Linked DNA regions of Homo sapiens: all the other regions are linked to region 2. The links are chromatin contacts, found by Hi-C or POLR2A ChIA-PET in ENCODE. All regions are on one chromosome and are shown on one strand. Each heading gives the region's core, a stretch centred on a gene start or an enhancer-like site at or near the end of the contact. The rest is flanking DNA. Distances are from core to core; before and after follow the strand shown. Region 1 holds the start of LIN54 (lin-54 DREAM MuvB core complex component). Region 2 holds the start of GPAT3 (glycerol-3-phosphate acyltransferase 3). Region 3 holds the start of THAP9 (THAP domain containing 9).

Region 1 (3,366 bases), core at 412-2,911, 530 kb before region 2:
GCCAGACCTACAAACTATACACACCTATTCACACAAAATATTTCCCCTCTAAGTAAACTACAAAATTTGTGATATATGACACACTATGGCACAGTGTGTTACATATACTCTTTGTAGACAATTTGAATAAGGAAATAATATCACATATACTCTCTGTAGACAATTTGAATACGGAAATTTAGGGCTAATCATAAACATTACCCATGGGCATTCCTCAATACTAATCCTTCTGTTCATTATACACTCAATGTCATTGACCCAAAAAAGCTGGGGGAAAAGCATAGGGTCCAAATTAATGTATAAAAATTTTTTTGCCCAGCCTAAAAATTTGATTCACATGTAACTTTTCTGTAACACTAGTGTTGTGTGCAAGGAGACAGACTCCTTACGGATCTTTCAGCATAACCTAAAACTTAACATGGGTCTTCAGATAACCTAATAAAACAGTGGCTGTTATAGTCAATCAATCCAGCTCTCTAAACAAAGGGCTAGGCTAATCACTCCAGCATTTAGTGATTTAGAAATAACAGAGGTCTCAATTTATTTTTCCCAACTTAATGTACTCACAACAAATGCTTGCATCACCCCATCGCAACTCTCCTTCTTAACAATGAAGGTAAAACTCAGGACCAAAAGAGAGCTCCTAGAGCTGTATTTCATTTGCATTATAAAATCTACAGCAAAATTTTTCATAACTTTACTCTCTGAATTCATGAACTAGGTTGGCGGGGGCAGGAGGGTGAGTATAGAGAAGAACTTCCCTGAAAAGCATGAGTATAAAATATAACTGAGAGTATCTCAATTGTTATATGCCAAATGGCAGGGGCAAAGAGGTTAGTTACTCTAAGGATAACAGAGCATTAAAAATTTTTTTTCTAATTCTTACAAAACTGGTCCCTATTCTATAAAATGTGAACATCCACAACCCAACAAGTTACAGACTAGGATCTAAGACACAGATCTTAAATGCAGATAAAATGCCAATGCTCTGCCTCCCTAAAGAAACGTACAACCCCAAGAACTGCTGAACACCATCAAAGCAACACCCGCCAGAGTGGCTGTTTTAAACATTATATCAGGAAATCATGATAAGTGCTAGCGGTTCCTCTAGGCCTCAGCAGCAGCCTTAGGTATAAGAGCAAACTGGAGCCCTCTTAACACTCAAAGAATAATGTTGATGTCATGACGAGGCTACTGATTCTTCGCACTCCGGACAAGTCATTCCTTGATCCACCGCGCAATTCTTTCCCCACCCACCCCCATCCCCCCAAATAAAGAGATCTCCGGACAGAGAAGCCCTCGGGTACCCCATCCTCCTCTACCTCCAGCGGCTGCCGCTTTCTCCTCCCTCGGGCTCCGAGGTAGGGGCTCCAGAAGGTCCTGGGCAATCCCGAGCCCCGGCGGGGCTTGTTTTGCCCGTGCACGATAGCTCTGGCCAGCAGCTTCCTTTCCCAGTTTGTCCAAACTGGAGCGCTCCAGGGTACCCGGGGACCGAGAAGGGAGCCGGGGTGGCGACGTCGCCGTCGCCGCCGCCTCTGGTATGTCAGGGGCCGGGATTGTATTTCGAAAGATCCGCCATTTTCACCTCGTCATCACCATCACAGCTCAGCAGCTTCCCCGACAGCCGGAGCCCGGGCCGCCGCCGCCGCCGCCACCACCAGTAACCTCCCCCTTCCTCCTCCTCCCCTCCCCGCCCGCCCCACCCGGGAGGCGCACACCCACATATCCGGGGAAGCCTCCCGCCGCCCCGCCAACCTTCAAACGCACAAGGGCCGTGCAAGTGCACACGGGCTACGCCGAGACCTTTCACCCCCGGGCGGAGCACGGGCCCCCGCAGGGACGCCAAAGGAAGTCGCGCCACCTGCGGGGTCCCAAGTCCGGCATATTTTTGTTTGCAAGACCAAAAGCCATGCGGAGGGTGGCATAAGGACAATAAAGAACCCAAACTCTTTCATTTTCAGAGCAGCAACTTGAGAGAGATGGTGGAATGCGTTTCATTCACTGTGGCTATCTCAGGCACTAAAAACACTGTGAAAGACCTTTAATGTCATTCACCAACTTTGACATTTTACCCCACCCGCAGAACTACTTTGACAGGATGAGCTATTTCCATATGCATGTTCGACCTTTGACACCTTTGTCAATTACAGGCAGCAATCCTCATGCAGATGAAGTGGTCAAAATATCTAATTTAAAAAAATAAAGTTCTGAGCTATCTTCCTCTCCAACTTAATTTATCTGGTCATTTCTGTCCATGAACACTGCGACTTCCAATCTGTCATCGGTTTAAGACGTCAAAGCGCAACTAGATTTGAAATGATTGAACTAATTGTAGAAACATTCATGAATGATCGATTTCTAAAATATTGAAAATATAACTCTTAGCTAAAATTATTTGCCAAATGTTTTTTTAGGATCTAAGTCATCAAATTAAAAAAAAACCATCTGCTGCTGATATATTTGTTCTGTACAGTAAAAATAAACAGCTTGCTTCAGAACAAGATCCTAGAGCTACCTACTAGGTAGGTAAGAGTTACCAGCTCTTGTCATCAGTCAGTTGAATAAGTAACCAAAAGAGAACAGAGGTAATTCTTAATCATTTAAAAAATAACAAAACATAAGCTGCAAGGCTTCTGAAGAGATCAGCATTAAAAAAAAAAAAAAAGGAAACTGGCTGCCTTTGTCAATTTTAGAAAGAGTTAACCATCCAAAAGCTGAATTCTGTATCATTCAACCACAACATAAGCTCTGGGCAAACTGAATTTCAAGGCTGCGAACAGGGCCACTCTACTGTCTAAGTTAGTGTAGGAAGAGTAAGGTTGAAGTTGAAGTTGAAAAAGTCATTTCATTTCCCTACCTTGTTTCAATGGCAACTCCATATAAAAGTCGGTAGATTCAGCCTTCAACAAGGGCTGTCCACCACCCACCCCAATTGCTGTTTTTATATGCAGACTACCAGATGCTGAGAGTATAAAGTGTTCTCAATTACTTCATCTTTAAACTTCATTTCCCCACTGACGGCCCCGTCCATCCGCACTCTGCTTGGTTGTTTACCGTTGCTGGCCAAGCTAAGTCCCGGCCCGCTCCCTTCCCCCGTGCACCTCGGGAACATTATGACATTTGGCTGGTGGGCTTCGCGAGGAAAACGGACACGCACGAACAAGAGCCTGTACAAAGGGGCATAGGAAGAACGCGGCGGCGGGCAGTAGGGAGAGGAGGGACTGGCACAAAATGACACAGCAGCAAAACCGGTTCCCAGAAACCTGGGGCCGCCACGGGTGGCTTGTTGGGTCGCGCAGTGTGCGTGTCAACAGCCGCAGGAGCCCTTACTCCAGACCGCCGGGCAGGCGGCTGGCCGAGCGCTGG
Region 2 (3,281 bases), core at 16-2,515:
CCTGCCTCAGCCTCCTGAGTAGCTGGGACTACAGGCGTGCGACACCACGCGGGGCTAATTTTTTTGTATTTTTAGTAGAGACGGGGGTTTCGCCATGTTGGCCAGGCTGGTGTTGAACTCCTAACCTCAGATGATCTGCCCGCCTCGCCTCCCAGAGTGCTGGGATTACAGGCGTGAGCCACCGCGCCCGGTCCATAACCTGGTTTTAATCATCAAGTTATAATTTTTTCCGTTCTTAGTGTGGGAGGGGGCTTGTGACAGCTACCTGGCAGTAAGTACTTAAGGCAGACATCTACATTCTTTACAGAGGGGCTTGTCACTTCGTTGGCTCCCCACTTCCTCCACACCCTGGGCAGGGACCATTTTCTCTGCAATATTTGCTATCAGCGCTGTTTCAATTCAGTTTGCTGGCCCTCTCAGTTTTTTTCCAGCTTGAAACAACACCTGAAAAGTACCTGTAAGAGATTTTGGTCGAATTCAGCGGCAATCTGGAAAATCCCTTCTCAAAATCCCTTCTGCTCATTCTTAAAAATAGTTCTGGTCTCTAAGAGAACAGCAATGTAGTAAATAACATACAGGGTTTTGCCCTTCGTTGCTCTGATAAGGGCTGGCGCGGTAGAAGCGCGGAGCCTGAACACCCAGGAGACACCTGTCAGCTTGGTGAATGAAGGCTTGCGCCGGCCTGGCATTTCTGCTACGCCTAAGCGCGGATAGTATTGGCTGAATGGTAGGGGAAGGTGTGGTTGGAATCTTCCCCCAGAAAGGGAGTGACAGATACTTAGCCGCAGGGTTTCTGTGCCAGGGAGATGGCGGCTCAGTGGGCTAGGCAACGCGTGGAGAGAGCTTCCTACTCTCGGGATAAGCAAGATTGAGCCCCACAGCTGTAGGCCATGTGGGGAAGGAGGTGTGGAAGCCAGAAGCGGCGTACACGGCTGCGTGGTGCGCTCTGCGTTTTCCTGTCCTTGGAAGCCCTTTCCAAGAGTTCGTTTTACACCCACACAAACAAGACCTCAAGCGTCCCAGATACGTCAGCAGTTCATTCTGCGGGTGAAGAAAATATTGACATTTTTCAGATGAAAACTCTCCTCCTGAAAGGACCTTTGCTGAGTGCTGGGGGAGGCGGGGCGCGGGGAAGAACGGAGACCGCCCAGGAGGCTGCGGCACTCCTGGGCTAAGTACTGCCAGGGAGCTCCCCCGTTGGGTGACGGAGGAGGTGGGGCGAGGGCAGCGCGCAGAAATAGGGCGCTGGGCGCCCGAGCGCAGCCAGCTTCCAGCACAGCCCGCGGCCCGGTGCCAGCTCCGCCGGCGACCGGTGTGCCAAAGTGCGGTGCTCCCGCAGGGAACCTGGCTCGGGGAGGGCCTCCGTGAGTCATCTGCTGAGTTGTCGCAATCGCCACCCAGAGGAAATCAGGCACCGGGCGGGGCGGGTTCCTGGCTGCGCTCGCGCGCTCTGCCCGCGCCGCGGTGTGCCTCCGCTTACCCGCAGCTCCGACCACTGGCTCGCGCTACCCAGGTCTCCGCACGCCGCGGTGGCTTCAGCCCAGACCTGGGCAGCCAGCGGAGAAAGAGTTAACTGGCAGGGGCGAGGAGGAGCCCAGGGAGGAAGGAAGGATATTGCCGTAATTCTGAAAGTTTTTTTCCTTCCTCTCTTCCCTTCGCAGAGGTGAGTGCCGGGCTCGGCGCTCTGCTCCTGGAGCTCCCGCGGGACTGCCTGGGGACAGGGACTGCTGTGGCGCTCGGCCCTCCACTGCGGACCTCTCCTGAGTGGGTGCGCCGAGTCATGGAGGGCGCAGAGCTGGCCGGGAAGATCCTTTCCACCTGGCTGACGCTGGTTCTCGGCTTCATCCTTTTACCTTCGGTCTTCGGAGTGTCTCTGGGCATCTCCGAGATCTACATGAAGATCCTAGTGAAAACTTTAGAGGTGAGTGCCGGGAGGGATGCAGCCAGCCCCACACCGCTGCGGGCTGAGAACCCGGGGGTCCAGTTCTCAAGGTCAGTGGTCGCGAGTCAGGGGTGTGTGTGCGCGCGTGTGCATGCGTGCGTGCATTTCTGTTCCTTGCCCGCAGCAGTGCGAAAGTCAGCATCTCGGCTTCTTTCGCGGAGCTGGAGGGATCTAGGCTGGAACCACTGGACCACTCTGTTGTTTCTCTGGTCGAAGGCGAAAAAATCATTCCACTCCCTGAGCATCGTTATTATTTTACTGATTAGAATAACAACAATGCGACCAACTTTTTGTATCAGAGGATTTGCTTATATCCATTATGCAGTGCAGTTTCCGCTTCACCCGCTTGTTTTTACAGCCCCAGGTTTCAGAGGTCCTTTTGTGTACTAAGGCATCCAGTTCAGAAAGGCATCATGTTCTTCTTTATGCCCAAGATAAGAGACCAATTGCTGGATGGCAGAAAGAAATCTTATTTTATTTTAGTGGAGTCATGGAAATTTTATCTAACCAACAGCACTTGAAATGCCATTGAAAAGGTATATATTCTTTGACCTCAGGTCTCCCTACCCTCCTGTTTCCAAATCCTGCAAAGAAAAATGTTAGATGGAAGTAGGCCTGGTAGAGAACAACTGCAGCTTACTCTTAGGGTTTTATTAAGTGTCAAAAGGCTGGGTAGGGTAGGGAGGGCAAGTGCCAACCCCCTTTTACAGAGAGGGAAACTGAGAGTCAGAGATCAGTGGTTTCTTTGAATTAAGTGTTAGAAGCAGGAGTCTTTTTTTAAAAAAAAATTTAATTATATGTATAATATGTGTGTGTGTGTGTGTGTGTGTGTGTGTGTGTGTATATTTAACATAAGAGACAGGGTCTTGCTATCTTGGCTAGGCTGGTCTTGAACTCCTGGCCTCAAGCAATCTTCCTGCCGTCACCTCCCAAAGTGCTGGGATTAAAGGTGTGAGCCCCACGCCTGGCCAGAAACAGGCATCTCAACTGAGAAGAGGCCCTGCAGCCTAGTGGTTAGGATTAGGGACCCTGGATACAGGTTTGCTTAGATTTGGTACCAAAATTGTAGCTCTGTTTCTCAAAATGTGACCTTAGGGAGGTCATCTACTCTTGTGCCTCATTTTCTGTATCTATAAAATAGGAGTAACAATAACTCCTATTTCCATAGGGTTGTTCAAATGAGTTAAAAGGTATCAAGCACCTTAGAAGGCTGCCTGCACCTACTGTATGAATGCTTGTTGCTATTAAAAGAATAATATGATTACTGAGATTCTGGCATTCCACAGTGCCTTCTAATAAGTTTGGTTCCCATTTTTGTGACCTGTTTTCTCTCTGCCCT
Region 3 (3,469 bases), core at 970-3,469, 640 kb before region 2:
GTCAGAATAATGTAGGAAGCACACTATTTCATCTTTAGGAAAGGCAAATAGTTGCAATCCAATTAAACAGGAAAGAAAACAGCCCTCATTTCAGATGATGAACTGGCAGCAGTACTTTCAACTCTACCTTAAGAAAATGGCAAGTGAATGCCTGTATCTGCAAACTTTTGAGTCCTTAAGAAAAGGCAAACACCACGATGAGACAGCCACTTCACATGCACAAAAATGTGGAGAAACTGGCAGCCTCATCCACTGCTGGTGGGAATGTAAAATGGTGCAGCCACTAGGGAAAATAATCTGGCACTTCCTCAAGAAGCTAAACACAGTTATCTTATGACTCACCAATTCCACTCTTAGGTGTGTAATCAGGAAAATGAAAACATTTGTCCACACAAAAACTTGTACACAAATGTTCATAATAGTAAAAAAAAAAATTGGAAAACCCAAATGTCCACCAACTGTTGAACGGATAAACAAAATCTGCTACATCCATAAAATGGAGTACGATTCAGCAATAAAAAATAAAGTACTGATACGTGCTATAAGATGGATGAACTCTGAAAACATTCCAAGTGAAAGAAGCCAGTCACAAAGACCATATATTAGTTCATAATTCCACTTACATGAAGTGTACAGAGCAGGCAGAGGCACACGGAAACTAAATTAGTGTTTGCTGAGCGGGGTGGGGGAATATTTGGAGGTGCTGCTAGTAAGAATGAGGTTTCTTTCTGGAGTGATGAAAATGTTCTAATATTGATTGTGACTGTTCCACAATTCTGTGCATATACTAAAACCCACTGAATTGTACACTTTAAACCAATTAGTTGTGTGGTATGAGAATTATATCTGAGTAAAACTGTTACAAAAATATAAGGCAACTAATTTTTTCCTTAAAGATAGCTAAAAACAATGTTATTTTTATTCAGCCTCACTCGGGTCTTAATTGGTTGAGCAGGAAAAGGCTCTAACAGCCCAACCAACTTACAGTATTTAAATCCAGTTCTTACTCTCTGCACACACCTTACAGCCAAAAAGTATTTGCCCTGCACATCCCCCAGGGACCAATTTTTCCAAAGTTCCTTGACCATCTATCCTTAGGCCATGTGACTTTTAAGGAACCATAACCAAAAGCTATTAATTCCATTCAGAGAAGATACAAGCATATTATAATGGAAAACTGGTGTGAATAAGTAATACCTTAATATGTATCTTCGGCTGTAATCTGGACAAAGTAAACACAAAGGGGAAAAAGAAGCAATCTTGTTAGGCCTGGATATTTGGAATTATTTTTGTGTGCTATACAAAGAAACGGAAAAGTTGCAAACCCTTCTCTGTTTTCTGTATGCTAAGGATCTCCTTCTCAGAGACAAAAACCCACTGGCCCGTTTCCTTCTCTAAGCAAATTGAAATCTCTTCCTCAAACATAAGAGCTTATAACTAAGACATTGTTCTAAGCTCTATCTCCTGAAAGCTATTCATAATGCCTCATTCCCAACCAAAACCACTTAATTGCCCCTTGTCCCCTGCCCCTATTACTACTGAGGAGCCCCAAGAACCTTACCTTATTTCCTTCATTGTGGCAAAGTGTTTCAGAAAAGGGTTCCTTGAATTAAAAGTCGGCGTATCCTATTTGACTCCTGCTCCTCCGGTATCACATACCTACAGCCAACCATGCCAAGAGCTTCCCCATTATCTCCGCATCGGAGAGCTACAAGATAAAGCGCAAGAACACGACACGCATCTCAGTAAATCATATATTTTTGGCCCGACTCTGTCTTCAACACACCTAAGGCACCGTGTTTTATCCCTCTTCCATACCCTTTCCTCCCGATATCCTCCAGTTTCAGAGACCGCACCCGGAGACCCATTGGCAGGTTCCTGGATTCGCCTCAATTTTGGTCCTGCCTCTCTGCTTCGCATTTTCAGGCTTGGCCTCACAAGAAGGACGATGGCGCCAGATTGTGCCAGAATGGGTGAAAACAGAAGGAAAATAAACCGGTTGCAGCAAAACCCACTATTCCGCCTCCAACGCGGAGGGAGGAGCGGTCAAATGCACGTCTTCAGGCTCAGGCCCTTCCGATTGGCTGCTGGGACACAACGTGGCCTGTCATTGGCTACGGCACCGGCGCAGGGCCTTCGGAGAGGAAGTGTGGAAGTCCCGCGCCTCTAAAGCCCGCCTTTCGTGACAAATAAAGGTCGTAGCCGCAGAGTCAACGGGCGGAGCTAAAGTGGTCGTGATTCATGCTGTCGCGGGAACCCCGAAGGTGGGGCCCCACGTAACAAGAAGATGACCCGAAGTTGCTCCGCAGTGGGCTGCAGCACCCGTGACACCGTGCTCAGCCGGGAGCGCGGCCTCTCCTTCCACCAGTGCGTATGGGAGCAGCCTCGAAGCCTTCGAACTCCCTGCGGGGCCCGGCGGGCCGTGGCGTGGCGTGGGGCGGGGCCGGGCCGCACTGTGGGTCGCGCCGCGTGTGTGACGCGACGTGACGTGCGCAGCGTCGGGGCGTGGGAGCGGAATTGGGGCACTGTGAGAATTGAGATTCTCTCTCTTCCCGCCCAGTGTTTACCTCTGAATAGCCGGTTCTCGCACCGCCTACCGCTTTAAGGAGAGTTACGCGAAAGGAGTCCTCCATTAATTGGATGGTCTTATTATTTGAAGTGAGGAGGCCGAAAGGGAAGGCAGTTTAGGACAACGGTTGAAGTGTGTGTGTGGCGTCTTCCTGAGCACGAGTACAGATCAGTTTTCTCCTGTACTGCCTGACATTGCAAGTTCTTAAGTGCTGTTAGCCGAGCTGTGCAAGGCCGGTCCGATTCTGGCTGGATTTGATCATGGCAGGGAAGTTTCATTTGGCTCGACAGTGGGGAAGAATTTCAGATCAGTCTTATCTGAACTCATATCCATGGTTCAGACTGGTATAGGTCATTCAGTATTCAGGGTACACTAGCAAGTAGAAAAGTGGGTAAAATAGATCCTCACAGACAAAAGGAGCAGATTTATGGAAAGATCAAAAAGAACTTTATGGTTGGAAAGGGGGGGTAGGAAGAGGGTAGTTAGGAATGGCATGGGAAAATGTAAAGGATAGAAAGTGCAAATATAGAGGAGTGGAAAAGTACCTGAGAAACCATTTTAAAAATGTAAATGCCAGGTTAAGGAGTTTAGAGTATGTATGGTAGGCTATGTATAAAATTCATTGATTTTTTTTTTTTTTTGTTTTCTATTTTTTAAATAGGGCTGATTCCTCCACCTAAATTGTTAGCAGTGTGAACCAACTCATTGTGTATGTGAGACCATAATTGATTTGGGATTTTTCTTGTGATAGAGGTAGTTTTAAACTAGGGAGACATGAATTCCAATTTTAATTGAGTATTTACTGATGTCTGTACTTGGCTCTGGGTCTTGGTTTCTTCTTCTGTAAGAGGAATAAAAACCTGCCTTGTAGAATTTTGTAAAACTAAAACGTAAGACTTT

The links. Hi-C counts contacts between places; a loop is a spot of excess contacts on that map. ChIA-PET counts read pairs that join two places held with the same protein, here RNA polymerase II (POLR2A). Pooled maps may share reads with other maps.
Region 1: a loop to region 2 is called in a pooled map, with 7 times the contacts of the local background. The contact joins the promoter of LIN54 here to the promoter of GPAT3 in region 2. A Hi-C loop is called at or near these places in 12 of 50 pooled maps. POLR2A ChIA-PET finds 5 or more read pairs at or near these places in 3 of 52 experiments (Caco-2, K562 and activated T-cell).
Region 3: a loop to region 2 is called in a map of naive thymus-derived CD4-positive, alpha-beta T cell, with 5 times the contacts of the local background. The contact joins the promoter of THAP9 here to the promoter of GPAT3 in region 2. A Hi-C loop is called at or near these places in 1 of 168 maps with a recorded cell type or tissue (naive thymus-derived CD4-positive, alpha-beta T cell) and 11 of 50 pooled maps. POLR2A ChIA-PET finds 5 or more read pairs at or near these places in 2 of 52 experiments (GM10248 and activated CD4-positive, alpha-beta T cell).

Annotation. Positions count from the first base shown.
Region 1 is chr4:83,009,162-83,012,527 of GRCh38, forward strand. LIN54 (lin-54 DREAM MuvB core complex component) reads right to left here and starts at 1,662. Exons shown (of 13, transcript NM_194282.4): 1 at 1,323-1,662. RefSeq lists an enhancer at 1,502-1,601 and a silencer at 1,672-1,751.
Region 2 is chr4:83,534,843-83,538,123 of GRCh38, forward strand. It overlaps GPAT3 (glycerol-3-phosphate acyltransferase 3), which reads left to right and starts at 1,266. Exons shown (of 12, transcript NM_032717.5): 1 at 1,266-1,921. The coding sequence starts at 1,781.
Region 3 is chr4:82,898,516-82,901,984 of GRCh38, forward strand. It overlaps THAP9 (THAP domain containing 9), which reads left to right and starts at 2,220. Exons shown (of 5, transcript NM_024672.6): 1 at 2,220-2,367. The coding sequence starts at 2,288. THAP9-AS1 (THAP9 antisense RNA 1) reads right to left here and starts at 2,401. Exons shown (of 4, transcript NR_034077.1): 1 at 1,819-2,401; 2 at 1,562-1,708. It also overlaps a transcript of SEC31A not described here. RefSeq lists enhancers at 1,665-2,184, 1,800-1,919, 2,185-2,704 and a silencer at 2,230-2,579.